2 separate regions of the Homo sapiens genome follow, and region 2 is linked to region 1. A link is an interaction called in ENCODE POLR2A ChIA-PET data of the cell type or tissue named here. Cell type or tissue: OCI-LY7. All regions are shown on one strand. Each heading gives the region's core, and the rest is flanking DNA. Links, peaks and the distances in the headings are about the cores only. Region 1 has its middle 10 kb from the start of LINC02245. Region 2 has its middle 15 kb from the start of LINC00309.

Region 1 (5,376 bases), core at 309-5,308:
CTTTTCCCCAGTCTTAAAAAGAAATAAACAAACAAATGCTAAGTTAGAGACACCAAGCACAAAAGGTCACACACTGTAGGATTCCATTTATTTTTTATTTTCAATATTTATTTTTTTGAATTTTAGTAGAGATGAGGTCTCGCTTGAACTGAGGTTAAGTGATCCTCCCGCCTCAACCTCCCTGCGTGCTGGGACTACAGGTGTGACCCACCACACCCAGCCAGGATTCCATTTATATGAAATATTCAGTACAGGTAAATCCATAAAGACAGCAGATTAGTGGTTGCCTGGGGCTGAGGGGAGGGGGATGGGGAGTGACTGCTTATTGTGTATGGAATCTTTTTTGCAGATGATGAAATGTTTTGGAACCAGAGAGAAGCGATGGCTGCACAACACTGTGAATGTACTCAATGCCACTGTACGCTTTAAAATGGCTAATTTTGACTGGGCGCGGTAGCTGGCACCTGCAATCCCAGCACTTTGGGAGGCCGAGGCGGGCTGATCACTTGAGGTCAGGAGTCTGAGACCAGCCTGGCCAACATGGCAAAACTCCATCTTTACTATACATACAAAAATTACCCGAGTGTGGTGGCAGGCGCCTGTAATCCCAGCTACTCAGGAGGCTGAGGCAGAAGAATCGCTTAAACCTGGGAGGCAGAGGTTGCAGTGAGCAGGGATCAAGTGGGGGCTGCACTCCAGCCTGGGTGACAGAGTAAGACTCTGTCAAATAACATAACAAACATAACATAACATAACATAACATAAAATATTTAATTTTATGTTATGCAAATTTCACCTCAATAATAATAAGAAACAGACTCACAATGTCATATTGTCTTCAGACACCTCAAACCTAATATGCTTAAAATTCAGCTCACCAACTGGCTCCTCACTCCCTATTTCAGTCAGTGGTGTCAGGTCCACAATGTGTGGCCATACAGGTTGTAGCCTGCACAGAGGCCTCTAGCCAGGAGGAGTGTGGGAGACAGAATCCAGCCTATGCCACTCATAGGATGTCACCTTGGCAATAGCTACTCCTGCTCAGCAGGCCCTGTTTCTAACTCTCACAAAGGTACCTTAAGGGCTGGAAGTGGACTGGAAATAGAATTGCATGGCCCACCATTGTCGTGCGAGGCAGACACCTGAGCCTCATTCTTGACTTTTCTTTGAGCACACAGAACCATCACCCACACCATCCAGTCAGTTACTAAGTCTTGTCAATTCTTCTTTCTGTCCTCCTCCCTCCAATGCCACCAACCTGACTGGGCCACCATTATCTCTCACCTGCAAAGGTGGAGAACGCAGATTTCCCATCCCTGTGCTTCTAGAGCTAACACGGCCAACTCACCTGGGGTGAGAGGTGTCCATGTTCCTCCATTAGGTGGAGCTCAGCAATGGAAAGACCATGATAAGTGCCGGGGACTCAGCCTCTTCTTCCCCTCCTCATCCTGGCCAGAGGAAGGCAGTGATTCTCCAGAGAAGACCCAGATGGATGCCTGGGTGGCTGCCCAAGGCCTAGACTGGAGGGAACCATTGGGCAGGGAGTGACTGGAAACCCATTTGGCCCTCACAACAAAGGCACATTTGCTAACTGCTTATTCAGGAATAAAGGTGAGGTTTGACTTCCACGAGGAGGCCATCTGTGTCTATTTCTCAAACTGCTTTCACAGTGAGAATGAAAACAAATAATAATAATAATAACAATAATAATAAAGGGAGCCTGGATTACTAGTCTAGACTTTTCAAAAGGTTTTCTTTTCCATGTTCTACATAATAGCCAAAGTGATCCTTCTGACATGCAAATCCAATCATTCTGTTTCCCCTGAACAAAACCATATCCTGGCATCTCATTGCCTTCATGATAAAATCCAACTCTTTAACAGGGCCTGAAGTACCCTTGGTGATCTGGTCCATGTTTAGCTCTCCAGACTCAATTCTCACCACTTCCTTCCTTGCCCTCTCTGCTTGTTGGGCAGCCATGGAATTGCACCATCGAGGTCTCCGGCTGCAGGGAGCAGTCAAGTGACAGCCACAGTTCCCGCCCTTCAGGATCCCTCACTGCATCCCTCCAAAGCCACACGTCCCCTGAGCTAATTCCAGCCAAAGGCTGAGCATAACACGGCACTAGCTTCTGCCTGATGGGGAATTCCTCTGAGGGCCAGCTTTGGCTCAGGGACTCCCCATCTGCCTGGCCAAAACCTTCTTAGAACCATGCTGCAGTCTGAGACTTTCCTCTCCAATCATCCTTCCTGCCCTGGCTCCTTCCATGGGGTCAGACCCACATCATGATTCAGAAGCTCCAGCAGAAAGCTCTTCCTTTCGCTGCCTGCTCCTCCTGCTCTGTTAATGAACATGCCTGTCATACAGAACTACCTCCCATCATGTTCTGCTCTCCTCCCCTGGTTTTGTACATGCTGCTCCCTCTGCCTGGAAGATTCTCTCTTCTCTCCCTGACCCTTTCCCTGGTCAATCTCTATGCATCCTACAGGATCTAGCTTAGTGGTCACTTTGTTCACCCAAGACAGGCATTGATGGCTCACCGTGGCCCAGGCATTGTTCTGGGAGTGCACTGGGGATGCAATAAGGAATACAAAATAGGTAAAGCCCCTGCGTTCACCAAGCTTACTTTGTGGTGGGTAAATGGTCAATAAACATATTTTTCAAAACAGATCCACAATCCGCTGGTAGAAAAGATCAGTACTGTAAAGAGAATAAAGCAGCATGAGGGCATGGAATGGAATGATAAAGGCGGCAGGGTGGGTAGGGATTGTTTTAGACAGAAAGATTGGAGAAGGCTCCTTGTGGAGGTGATGCCTGAGCAGAGTCCTGAATAACATGAATGAGTGGGTCATGGAGCCATCTGGGGGAAGCTCTTTCCAGGCCAGGGGAAGGCATCCAGACAGCAGAGGGCAGCTGCAGTGGCCTGCCGCCCATGGCTCTGGGGTGGGTGCCCCTCCTGTGGGCTCCTGCAGCCACTCTTGCTTCCCTAGCAGAGGGCATATGTACTAGTTAAGGGAAACTGGTTGACTGGTCTGCCTCTCCTTCAGACAGCCACCCGGTGAGGACAGGACACTTGCTCGTCAGCCTAACTGGTTAGTACCCTATCCCCTGAGCCTTGCACAGCTCTCGACATGCAGTAAGTTCTGATGGCTGAATGCGTAATTACAATAATAGCTGTCCGTTCATGGAGCACTTACGGTGTGCCTGGCTCTGTGCTGAAGGTTTCACTCATACTTTCTCACTTAGTATTCCTAACAGCAAAGTAGGTAGCATTATCATCCCCAGGTATACGGCCACAATAGGCTATTCACACTTTCTCTGCCAGGCCCAAGGAAACAGGCACAGAGAATTTAAATCACGTATCATGGCTCTACAGCTGAAAAGTGTATTTCAAGATGTATAAAGGCTGGGTGTGGTGGCTCACACCTATAATCCCAGCACTTTGGGAGTCTGAGGTGGGAGGCTTGCTAGAGGCCAGGAATTCAAGACCAGCCTGGGCAAGATAGTGAGACTCTGTCTTTACAAAAAAAAAAAAAAAAAGAAAAGAAAAATTAATTAGCTGGGCGTGGTGGTACACGCCTGTGGTCCCAGCCGCTCAGGAGGCTGAGAGAGGAGGATCACTTGGGCCCAGGAGTTTGAGGCTGCAGTGAGCTTTGATCACACTCAGAGGCGTGAGGTGCCCCCAGCATGGTATGATTTAGAGGGTGGAATTCTAACAGAAGGCTCCTAGCATTTTAGTGTCAGAAGGGACATTTAGAAGATCCCATCCCATCCGCTGCACACAGGGACGCTGAGTCAGAAGGCTGAGGTGACTCTCAGGCTGCCTTACTGTTTGCTCAAGCTTAAACTTGACAACAAGGATTACAAAAGCCATTTGATCAGAGGCCTGGCACTGCTTAACTGAAATGAGAAAACATGTTGCCGTAAGGATGATTATGTAAAGGGGGGATGCGGTTCCCAGACTGGCCTTGCTCGTGTCTGCTGGAGCCCTGCCACAGTTACTCCAGCATCCTGCCCACACTGGCAAGCCCCGGCAGCCTTGGCCTGCTCTTTGCCTTAGCGTTGCCATGCTGCTTGCTTCAATGCCAACTGGCCCCATGTGCCGGCCACTCCCTGCCACTTTGGCAGTTCCTCTGGTGCTCCTGGCAGTGCCAGGCATTATGCCATGGTTCAGGCTTTCCCCACCCCTGGAGCAAAAGAAATGTGCAAAAGGCCCATCGTTCTTACCATGGGAGAGGATGCATTCAGCCCCATCATTTTACAGCAGTGAAAACTGAGTCCCGGAGGGATGACGTGACTTGCCCAAGGTTCCAAAGCTGGTTGGGGACAGAGCCTAAGCAAGACTCTTGTTCATGGTTTCTTCCTCCTTTGGGGCCTCTGCCTCCTCTCTGGCTCTCCTCTCTAGTGATCCCCATGCTGCTTCCCTCTCCAGACCAGAAAGCTGTCTTCCTGTCCTCGCCCAAGGCCCCAGCATTAGTCCCAGCCGCCATCCCTCATGCCCCATCACCTCCTCTCTCAGCCTCTGCTCTGCTCTGCTCTGCTCTTGCCCCTCCAATCCATTCTCAAAAAAATAAGCCAGGTCACATTACTTCCCTACCAAAAGCCCCTGATCACTCCCCCTCACCCAGAGGAGGGATCCTTGGCATGGCATTCTGTTCCTCCCCAGCCTAGTCCTAACTGACCTCTGCAGGTTCATTCCTAAGGCGTCCCTACACACCCCTGACATTCCAGCCACACTACTCAACTACCCCATAGGCTGCTGCGAGAATTAAATAACATCTGATAAGCCGACAGCACCTGGAGTGTAGTAAGAGCTGTCACCTGTGTGGGCTGGGCACTTCTCCACCAGACTAAATTCTAGAGCCCACCTGAGCTGGCTAGTGGGCGAGCACTGCTCTGCTCTCTGAGCCAGGACACATGTCCTTAGCTGTGACCCTGGCCAGACCCTCACCTCCCCGGGTCCAGGTTACATGCCCCAAGAAAAAAGGTACAATGAAGAACCCCTCTGCTGTCCACGATTTCTCAGGAACTTTTTCGGTTTTTGAGAAAAAAATTTGAAGTGGTTCCTATGAAATGGCCACATGGTTTATTATTAGTTCCTGGCCCTCAAGAGCAGCGGGGAGCTACTGTCCCCCTTGGGTCCCTACCGTCATAGCTGCAGGTCTCAACTTGGGGCTGGGGAAAGACACCCGGAATATTCCCCATGGGGCACAGGGGTGGAACGGGCCGTAGGTGCTCTTTGTGTTCTAGCTACTCATTCGCACAGGAGGCACTTTCAGCCTTACAGGCTAAGGCATAAGAGCCCAACTTCATGAATGCATCGTATCACATCCAGAGGTGAGCTGTGGGCAGTGAGCGGTCCCAGTCGCAGCCTCC
Region 2 (5,376 bases), core at 213-5,212, 720 kb before region 1:
TTTGGGTTCTCCATTTCTTTAGTTCAGTAATTTCAAGGCCAGGATGGCATTACTGATTCTTTTTAAAAACGGGTATCTGGGCCAGGTGTGGTGGCTCACACCTATGATCCCAGAACTCTGGGAGGCTGAGGTGGAAAGATGACTTAAGGCCAGGAGTTTGAGACCAGCCTGAACAACACAGTGAAACCCCATCTCTACAAAAAAAAAATTTTTTTTAATTACCTAGGCATGATGGTACACACCTGTAGTCCCAGCTTTTCAGGAGGCTGACACACGAGGATCACTTGAGCACAGGAGTTGGAGGCTACAGTGAGCCATGATTGTGTCACTGCACTCCAGCCTGGGCAACAGAGTGAGACCCTGTCTCAACAACAACAATAACAAAATGGGTATGTGAAAACTTTTCCCGATAATGAATCTCTGCAGACCTTATGATCAAAAACACAAGCTACCACTTGACAGGATGAGGTGTGAGCATAACATACCAGAAAGATTTTAGCATACATGCCACAGTTCAGAAATCCAATGTGTTTTGTGAAATGAAGTCACAACTGGGACTCATATCCCAGTAATGCTGCCATTTCTCAAAATATCTTTAGAATTCCTCCAATCTCCTCACTTTATTTTAACATCTGATATTGATAAAGATATATCACATCGTCATCAGGCTTGGCTCTGGATAGAGTCCTACCATTTCAAAAAAAAAAAAAATAGATCTCTCTTTTTTTTTTTTTTTTGAGACGGAGTTTCATTCTTGTTGCCCAGGCTGCAGTGCAATGGTGCGATCTCGGCTCACTGCAACCTTCGCCTCCTGAGTTCAAGCGAGTCTCCTGCCTCAGCCTCCTGAGTAGCTGGGATTACAGGCATGTGCCACCACACCCAGCTAATTTTGTATTTTTAGTAGAGATGGGTTTCTCCATGTTTGTCAGGCTGGTCTCGAACTCCCTACCTCAGGTGATCCACCCACCTCGGCCTCCCAAAGTGCTAGAATTATAGGCGTGAGCCACCGCACCCAGCCTAAAAAATAGATCTATCTTAATATTTATAAATCATTGAATATTTTCCCTTCCTTCCTTTCTCACATAATTCATAGGCACCTAGCTATGCCAGTCACCCTTCAAGATGCTGGCAAGATAAAGTCCTTATCATCAATGTGTTCATATTTTAATACGGGAGAAAATAACAAAATAAGTTATAATATAACCTAAATTTGTCCAGGCTTCACCAGTCTATGAGTGCAAATATGGTCCTCATAAGAAAAATAACCCAGATTTCACAGGCTTTGGCCCACTTACGTATATAGGAACTTAGCTTCCTGCCAGCCTTTTCACAGAGACTCCCACACTGACCCCTGAGGCTTCTCTAGTTCAGCTCTCCCCTGTTCATAGCTGCTGCTTTCAAGCCTCAAGGATTCCAGGTATCTGGTACTTCTTCCTCATCTTTTTTTTTTTTTTTACTTTTAAAACTTTTATTAAATGATGGAAGAAAAAATACTACTTATTATACTAGTTTAAAGCTTTTCAAAAAATTCTAGAAAACATTTTACAGGGGAGAAATCGCTGCAGTAGGCAGCCTGACTGGCAGCCAGTGTCTCTCGAATAGCTTATCGTAGAGAATGCTTACTGTTTTCTAAACTGATCTGCTGTAAAAAGGAAGAGGCTAGTTTAACCCAGTGAGCAAATGTGGAGCCAAAAGACAGGAAGAAAATAGGGACAGCAGAGTAACAGACATTTTCTACTGAAGCTCAGCAAGCTGCCCCCTCTTTTGGAGTGAGGGGTTAAAAGAACATAAATACTCTGCTACAGATAGTGGTCCCTGGTCATCACACAGCAGCAACACACCCCATGAGGGCAGAAGTTTTGTCCATTTTCTTCATGTCTTCATCAGACCTAGAAGAGTGCCCGACACTTACTAGCTGCTCAATACATATGTGAACGTTGAATGAACAAATGTCAAAATAGGGTTAGTCCTTCAATCCACATTTCACTGTGACCCAGTTATCTTCTACGCAGAAATGGGGAGAATGACTCTCCCCTTGCTCATTGCAACATTTTGTTTTCTGCGTCCCAATGCAAAGGTATCTGGGCCCCTCTTCTTCCAAAATCCTTGATGATCATAGCCCTTTTCAAATTCTGCATCAGCTCCTTTTTGTAAGAACAGTTTTGGTCTTTGAGTAACTGCTGGGAAACAGACATACTTGAACCCCAAGTATGGCCTAGGCTCAAACTTAATCTCCTGACTTAATTACCAGTTAGCATGATAAGAGCTATACTAGATGCACATACAGGGACATGGGAAAGGAACAAAGAAACTGCAGACAGCAGGAAATCAGAGGGAGGAGGACAGATGGTGTAGAAAGATGATGGATGAAACTCTGCCTGCTTCGTGTTTTTGCTTTGTACTTGCTCCCACCCCCCAATTTTTACTTCATAATCTGATTGGAACTTCCTCTTCCTCATTTTGTAATTTCCTCTTTCCAAGTACATGATAGGTGCTAATTTTGTTTGTTGACTGGCTAACAAAGAGAATTAAGACCTTAGTGGAGTCCCATTGCCTTTCCCCTAATATTTGCTTTTCCATATTGATTGCTCTTTGGTTGAACTGGGATATGAAATACTGGATAATGAGAACACAATAAATCCTCAGTTGTTCAAATCAATCACTACTAATGGACGGCACACAATATCCCAAGCATTGTGCTAGATGGAAAGCCACACAGATTAATAAGGGTGCAGCTCTAAAGAAGCAAACAGTGTAGCAATAGTGATGAAGCATGCCAAGCAGCTAGACTGTAAGGTAGAAAGAGTCCTGTGGTGTACTAGAAGATCACATAACTTGCTATAAGAACACAGAGAACACAGAGGAAGCAAAGAGAAGTCTAGTTTGTAGGCTCTGGGAAGGTTCCATAGACAGCTAGGAAGAATAAACAAGATTTTAACCAGTGGAGATGTGTGAGGGAAGCATGCAGACAGTGGAAGCCCCATGAACAAATTCCATCTACAAAGGGACATATAGATGCTTCCAGTGGTTTCTCTCATCCTTTATCAGTTATGTGGCAGTCTCTTATGACATAACCAGTAGAATAGTTATGGCATGTTTTTTAGAGTTTGCATTGAAGGACAGGGTTTCATTGAACAATGCTGCTGGCAGTATTTTAAAAGAAAGATTAAAGTGTCACACTGCATGTGACTCTGTCTATCTAATTCTGCATACAAAGCAGATGGCTGTTAAATGTTTGTTCCATCCCTGGTATTGTTTGCCTTGTAAATGCTAAAGAGAGCTGAAACCGAGAATTCTACCACAGTAAAGGAATTTTTTTGCCTATAATTTGTTTATAACATATTCTGGGCTAACAGGCAAGCTCTCTGCTCCCTGGGGCTATGCTGTAAGTGCACACACATTCCGGAATGATCAGCCTTTTCCTCGCTGATGCTAAGAGCCCCAAAATCAATACATACAATCATTTATCACTGACAGATTAGCAATTTCTATTGATTTCTTCTGAAATGGGAATTTGCACACTCCACGGAGCTTTATTCTTTTAATAAGCAACTAGGCAATCAGTTGTAATTTCAGGTTTTGAAATGCTTTGGCAACAGTTTTTATGAAACACACAGAAGAAAAACAAGAAGGGGCCCTGGATAGTTTCAAAGTCTTGCGAAGATGTACAGAAGCGAATTTCGATTGCCTGCCTGTGCCAACAGTGTACCTCTGTCCCCTGAAGCAGATGCTCTGTCCTTTGCCATGAATCTAAGGACTACTGTTAATTTGCAAACTTCCAAAGTCTGGTGGGCTTCTTGTCTTTCTTCCCTTTCTAAAAACCATTGTCAACCTGGGATACAATCTTAGGCTGTACATCTTCAGAGACTAGCAGGCAGCAGTGTTTGGAGGATCCACTTTTAAGCAGGCTTAACCTAGCGCTTTTCAAACTCTCCTGGGGAGCCCCTTAAAATGTGGATTCTGATTCTGGGGTGGGGTCTCAGATTTTACATTTTCAACAGGCTCCCAGGTGCTACCTGTGGCAGGACTTTAAACTCTTTTCCCTGACAGAATTCCTCTTCAAGGTAGAAAGGACAGGTGTGAGACAAGGGCAGAGTGCTAGGCACTCAAAGGCCACTTGATGACACAGAGCCCTGAACAAATGTCCCACAAACACCAGCAATAGAACCAAAAAGGAGAGTCTGAGCTCTTCACTGATAAAGCTTGTTCATTTTTATGTGTATCTCTGAGGCAGTACGTGAATGGGATAATAGAAGAAGGGAAAGAAAATCAATCATTCATTCCTCTGTTCTGTACATTTGAATCCCCTACTCCATACCAGGCATTTTAGGTGCAGGAAATGTAAAATATAGTAAAAGTGGTATAGAAAAGTCTATTTTGGAAATGCAGATACTGAAAGCATTCCCCTCAACCTTTTTCTTTTGGTCAGGAAACTTACTCCAAGACACCCTACACACAAGGAATCCAGCCGTTCAGCATTCCCAGCAGAACAACATTATCTATCATTGTTCTTTGTGTTCAGAGATATTCTGGCAAAGATGTTACTATTCCTGTGTGTGAGTTTGGCAGAAAGCCCTAAGATGTGACCTAATTTCCAAATAGCTTGTCCTTCTGGTTAGCTGTTATTAGTAAAACCTGCTGTAGTTTATGACTCTACCTTATAGACTTCGGGAAAATCATCAGGAAAGCAATGGAGATTTCCCACCTGAATTAGCTTGTGTTAACTAGCTAATCTTTTTAGAATAGTAGCTTCTGCCCATAATTTAAAGAAACGATGTAGAAACCAATGCATTATCTTTTCTTTCTGGGAGAAGAGCTCTTAAAAGCCTGGAAGTGGAAGATCATTAGGTAATGTGTTGTTAGCTCAAGAAGAGCACATTGTGGTATACTTATAGTCATACTGTCCAGTGGGGAGAATGTTTATGTATGGACCTGTCTTATCATCCCTTCTACCCTGAGTGGATCTTGAAAGTTAAATTATAACATTGCATTATGCATAAAGGAGAAGGATGCTTTACAGAAAAGACATTTACCAAGCTCTTGAGGGACCATTGTGTGCTGATCAATGACAGATGGTGTTCAGCTTTCACAATGTAGGAGTGCTAAAGGATGTGGGGTCACAGAAAAGCCGTGGAAAATCCTAGAGTAAAATATGGTGCAAGTTGTTGTCAGTCTGGCACAAGAAGAGGAGGTACCGAGGAAATTGTACCAAACACCAAGAGAGGAAAGGAAACTGAAATGAAAAATGATAGTACTTCAATTTCTGAAAAACAGGCCTGCCCCTAATTTAGCTATGAGATGTTGGGTAAGTTACCAATGTCTCTGGGCCTTGCTCTACTAGTACAACAGAGGAGAGAGAAATTCTAGAAGATTTTC

Evidence for each region. Peaks named below come from ENCODE experiments on the same cell type or tissue, not always from the same donor. Only the 100,000 strongest peaks of a DNase experiment are listed, where the experiment ranks them.
Region 2: POLR2A ChIA-PET joins it to region 1 with 10 read pairs; 2 of 35 experiments call an interaction of 5 or more read pairs at or near these places.

What each region holds. Positions count from the first base shown.
Region 1 is chr2:64,939,954-64,945,329 of GRCh38, forward strand. No RefSeq gene overlaps it. Among named protein-coding and RNA genes, the nearest start is that of LINC02245, 10 kb to the left of the region's middle. In OCI-LY7, for the core only: CTCF peaks have their summits at 1,371 (motif pointing right) and 1,571; no DNase peak of the experiment used is centred there; H3K27ac peaks cover 68 bases.
Region 2 is chr2:64,218,022-64,223,397 of GRCh38, forward strand. No RefSeq gene overlaps it. Among named protein-coding and RNA genes, the nearest start is that of LINC00309, 15 kb to the left of the region's middle. In OCI-LY7, for the core only: no CTCF peak of the experiment used is centred there; a DNase peak (open chromatin) is centred at 2,420; H3K4me3 peaks cover 928 bases; H3K27ac peaks cover 792 bases.